Regions from separate parts of the Homo sapiens genome. Here region 2 is linked to region 1. The links are chromatin loops, found by intact Hi-C in ENCODE. Cell type or tissue: endothelial cell of umbilical vein. All regions are shown on one strand.

Evidence for each region. Hi-C counts contacts between places; a loop is a spot of excess contacts. Peaks named below come from ENCODE experiments on the same cell type or tissue, not always from the same donor. Only the 100,000 strongest peaks of a DNase experiment are listed, where the experiment ranks them.
Region 2: it touches region 1 in a loop (2.0-fold over the local background); 1 of 110 quality-filtered maps calls a loop at or near these places.

The regions. Positions count from the first base shown.
Region 1 is chr11:24,832,837-24,835,336 of GRCh38, reverse strand. The region is part of intron 5 of LUZP2 (leucine zipper protein 2); the gene reads right to left. Among named protein-coding and RNA genes, the nearest start is that of LUZP2, 340 kb to the right of the region's middle. In endothelial cell of umbilical vein, no CTCF peak of the experiment used is centred here; a DNase peak (open chromatin) is centred at 1,556; H3K27ac peaks cover 998 bases.
Region 2 is chr11:24,587,059-24,589,558 of GRCh38, reverse strand. All of the region lies in intron 1 of LUZP2 (leucine zipper protein 2), which reads right to left. Among named protein-coding and RNA genes, the nearest start is that of LUZP2, 91 kb to the right of the region's middle. In endothelial cell of umbilical vein, no CTCF peak of the experiment used is centred here; a DNase peak (open chromatin) is centred at 1,298; H3K27ac peaks cover 1,271 bases.

The sequences.
Region 1 (2,500 bases):
TTTACATTTAAGTCTTTAATCTATCTTGAGTTAGTTTTTGTATAAGGTGTAAGGAAAGGGTCCAGTTTCTGTTTTCTGCATATGGCTGGCTAGTTTTCTCAGTACCATTTATTAAATAGGGAATCCTTTCCCCATTCCTTGTTTTTGTCAGGTTTGTGGAAGATCAGATGGTTATAGATGTGTGGTGTTATTTCTAAGGTCTCTGTTCTATTCCATTTGTCTATATATCTGTTTTGGTACCAGTATCATGCTGTTTTAGTTACTGTAGCCTTGTGGTATAGAGTGAACAGGCAACCTACAGAATGGGAGAAAACTTTTGCAATCTGACCATCTGACAGGGGTCTAATATCCAGAATCTACAAGGAACTTAAACAAATTTGTAAGAAAAAAAACAAACAACCCTATCAAAAAGTGGGCAAAGAAACTGAAAAGACACTTCTCAAAAGAAGACCTTTATGCAGCCAACAAACATATGACAAAAAGTTCATCGTCACTGGTCATTAGAGAAATGCAAATCAAAACCACAATGAGATACCATCTCACACCAGTCAGAATGGCAATTATGAAAGTCAGAAAACAATAGATGCTGGCAAGGCTGTAGAGAAATAGGAATGCTTTTGCACTGTTGGTGGGAGTGCAAATTAGTTCAACCATTGTGGGAGACAGTGTGGCAATTTCTCAAGGATCTAGAACCAGAAATACCATTTGACCCAGCAATACCATTGCTGGGTATATAGCCAAAGGATTATAAATCATTCTACTATAAAGACACATGCACATGTATGCTTATTGTACCACTATTTACAATAGCAAAGACTTCAAACCAACCCAAATGTGTATCAGTGATAGACTGGATAAAGAAAATGTGGCACATATACACCATGGAATACTATGCAGGCATAAAAAGAATGAGATCATGTCCTTTGCAGGGACATGGATGGAGCTGGAAGCCATCATTCTCATCAGACTAATACAGGAACAGAAAACCAAGCATTGCATGTTCTCACTCACAAGTGGGAATTGAAAAATGAGAACACGTGGACACAGGGAAGGCAACAACACACCCTGGGGCCTGTTGGGGGGTGAGGGGCAAGGGGAGGGAGAACATTAGGACAAATACCTAATGCATGTGGTGCTTCAAACCTAGATGACAGGTTGATAGGTGCAGCAAACCACCATAGCACATGTATACCTATGTAAAAAACCTGCACATTCTGCACATGTATACTGGAACTTAAAGAAAAAAAAATACCATATAGGGAAAAACAAAAAAAAATCCAACTTTCAATAAAATGTAACACTTTAGTAATTATAAAACAGGTGGCACTTTTAAGAACTATAAATGAGCATTATTAATACAAATAATGAGCTTTCCTTCTTTATGGGATAATAACCCAGACATTTTCTTATGTTTCTCACCACAAGGAAAATGCTAAGGCAGAACACAATAGCTGTCTCCACCTTCCTGTGTTTGGGGAAGGAAGTGAGCTGGGTCAATTTATACTTATCTAAATTCAACCTTTTCCTCTGAATACATTAAATGCTTACATGAGGAGGAGGCAATGAGCTTGCAGGTTTTTCTGTTTGTTTGCACAATGGAATCAAGTGTGTGTGTGTGTGTGTGCGCGCGCGCGGTGGCAGGCGTGGGGGACGTGACGTGTGTAAAACTATGGGTGTCTGAGCTCCACTACACTGAAATTCTGATTCGATTAATCTGAGTGGAGCTCAAAAATGAGCACTTTTTAATAAAATTTGACCTGATAATTCTGATTGACAGCCAAGGTTGAGAACCTACCTCTGGGTTACAGCTAAAGATCTCTCCCTGGGTATGTCCAACTTGTAAACCTGACTGTGAGTCTCAGCCTGAGGGGAATTCTTACAATGTTGCAAAGCCCCAAGAGAGAAAATGCACGAATATTTTTCCAACAAACAATAACACTCATGAGAAACCAATTTATTTCTCAGCAAAATTAATAGTGGTGATGTTTTGATTTTAGCAATCCCAGTTGTTTTGGTGAATATTATCTTTCAGAGTTCTACCATTACTGAGTGTTTCCCAGTTCTCCAATTTGAAAAATTGTTACAGAGATAGAAATCAGTTTACAGCAGAGTTCAGTTATTACCATTCTAGACAGTAGGTCTTTTATTGTTTTTCTATTTTAAGGAACTATAATTTGTTTCAGAGTATTCTATGCCATTGCATTCATTCATCTCTTGCTGACTATGGTTGTAAATACAAAATCAAAGTAGATTTTTACAGAATGTCATTCAGGAAACCCCTTCATCAACTGCTTAATTTTACATCATTTTAAAGTCAGGGAAGCCCAAAGAGGTTAGGTGATTAGTCCAAAAGTACCCACAAAGTTTGTCAGACTAAATATGGAATTGAAATCCAGACCTCTGGCCTCTAAGTTATGTAATAAATCATACTCATTATACAGGGGACTAAAGTAAAAAAGTATCCATTTTATCTATCTATCTGTCCATTTATTTTTTATTT
Region 2 (2,500 bases), 250 kb after region 1:
TATACAATGCCTGCTAGAATCTGCCTTAGCAATAAACTAAGATATTAGAAGTCTGATATCAGAAATAATTTGCACTTAAATTGCAAGTTAATAAATCACAGATAATGAAGTCATGGAGCCACAGGAACTTTAAAGAATATCTAGTTCAACCCTCTTTCAGTGAGGAGGAAATTAAGGGTGTTAAATTTCTAAAGCACTTTTCTACACATCATATCACTTATTCTCACAGCCACTTTGTGAGGTAGGAACAAGGTAACTAGGGAAACCACACAGAAGAGGTATTTTGTGATAGGTCACTGGAGGAAGCAGAAGACCTGGCACGACTGAGATCTCAAAAACAGGAACAGAAAATGCAGGTGTCTTTGGTGATCAATTAGAGATCTAGGAATGATTAGAAAGCTAGAGAACATTCCCAGAAAGCAGCCAGAGGGGATGTCCAATAGCCAGGACATTGTGAGCTCTGAGATTGCTGGGGGTATAAATTCATTCACATGAAGTGGAAGAGCAGAATGAGATGGATAAATTACCAAACTGATAATTGACGTCCAGGTTAGCCTGGAAATACACCCCACCGGCAAGAAGAGAAACAGAGTTGTTTGCTACTTGAACCTTAGCTGAGACCCAAGGTGGCTATGAAACAGTCATTACATGCATTTTGAAGCAAGAATAACATGGAATATGAAGTGAGGATCTTCTTTTTTTAAAAAAAAATTATTGAGATTTTAGGAAAGTTATTTAATCTCTCTAGGCCTCAGTTTTTCATCTATAAGAGTAGTCCCCTCACAGAATGGTGAAACTTCAATAAGAAAAGTAAAATTGTTATTAAGGAGGGCCTAGACTCCCATAAATGCTCAACACAAAGAAGCTATTATTCATATTAGTATTACTATTATTATTTTAAAATATAATCTTTTTGGGAAAAAATTATTCCTTTATTTGTTTGTTTCTAAATGAGCCTAAGCTTGGAATTTAGAGATGGGTAATAGGCTGAATTATTTCCCTGATGGCTTAAATGTTTTATCCAAGGTCATTAGAGACAGACAAGGAAGTCAGGTTCTTTCTTCCAAACGTATACTTTTGCCTTTGTCTACATTTCTTTGCAATCATTTTTTACTTAAAAATAAATCCATTGCTCTTGACACTTTGAAAGGGCTAGTTAAATGAAGACACAAGTGACCACTCAGCCCATGCATTGTGGTCAATCGCAGCTTCAGAGAAACTGTCATTGCCCATGGCGAGATTTATAATTCACTGACAAGCAGGAGGCTCTCATTTACTTCTTTAATTCCTGACTTTCTCTTCTGTGTGAACTGCACGATCTATGATTCAAGGATGACTCAGAAAACTAAGGGATAAATTTTGAGTCATCTAATAAGGTGACTTTTCTTCCTTCAAGATAAAGTAAGTGACTAGAATAAAAATATAATTAAAGACAAGAAAGAACAAAGATGTAAATAGATTTATTAAAAAATACCAAAATAATAAAATGGCTAAAAAATAAAATAAAAAGGTATCTTCTATCTTCCCATACTCAAGTTTTCTGTGTTTCTCTACATATCAGACCTTGAACTAATAGGGGTGGTCAGGGGTGAACATCTCTACTGGATGATCTCTCCCCATTTTCTAAAAGGAAAATAAAATGAATCTATAATGTCCAGCATCCATGGAACATTTTGAAACCTACCCCCTCTGACACATCTGTATAATATGCCTTTTTTTCCCTCTCACCACAGCTGTTTGCCTTAAACACATATATTTCATTTACTTTTTTTAAAAAAAACTGTCTAGACTGAAAAACTCTTAAAGTCAGAGATTGTGTCATAGTTGTTTCTATGTCTCCAATATTAATCCCAGTGCTAGGCACCTACTAGGCACTCAAAAAATAGTTATTGAATATGTAGTCATCACAAGATGTTTTGAGTTTTCAAAATAACTCTAAAAAATTTCCAGTAACCTTCATATTGTATTTCACAGCTAGCTTCATGAAACTGAAGGAGACTATCACCACCAGTGCTAGGATTTATAGGTGGAAAAGCCCATGGCATAGGCTGATCACAAACTTTCTCTAAAAATCAGAAAGCTAAGAAGAAAATTTTCCGTCCAGACATTGTGCTTATGCTCGCTCAGGCTTCTTGACCCCTCCCCCATCTCTCACCTTGGAAGAGTGATTGTTCCTAGCAAAAATAATAAAAATAATTCCAGATAGGGAATTCTGAATTGAGACATTTGGGTGAAACCATCACTGTATTCTCCTTTGTACAATCCCAAATTAATACCTCCCACTGAATCTCTCTCCAAGGCTTTCTGGGTCCTGTTACTGGGAAAATATTTTGTGTATACTGTTAACGACAAAGCTATGATAAAATACATTTGAGCCTGAGTAGAGATCCTACGTACATCTATGTTTATGCTAATTGGATTACAAGGTACACATTAAAGAATTAGACTGTATATTTGTTGCCCATTTAGCCAATTTTCTGCAAGGAAAGTAGTCATAATA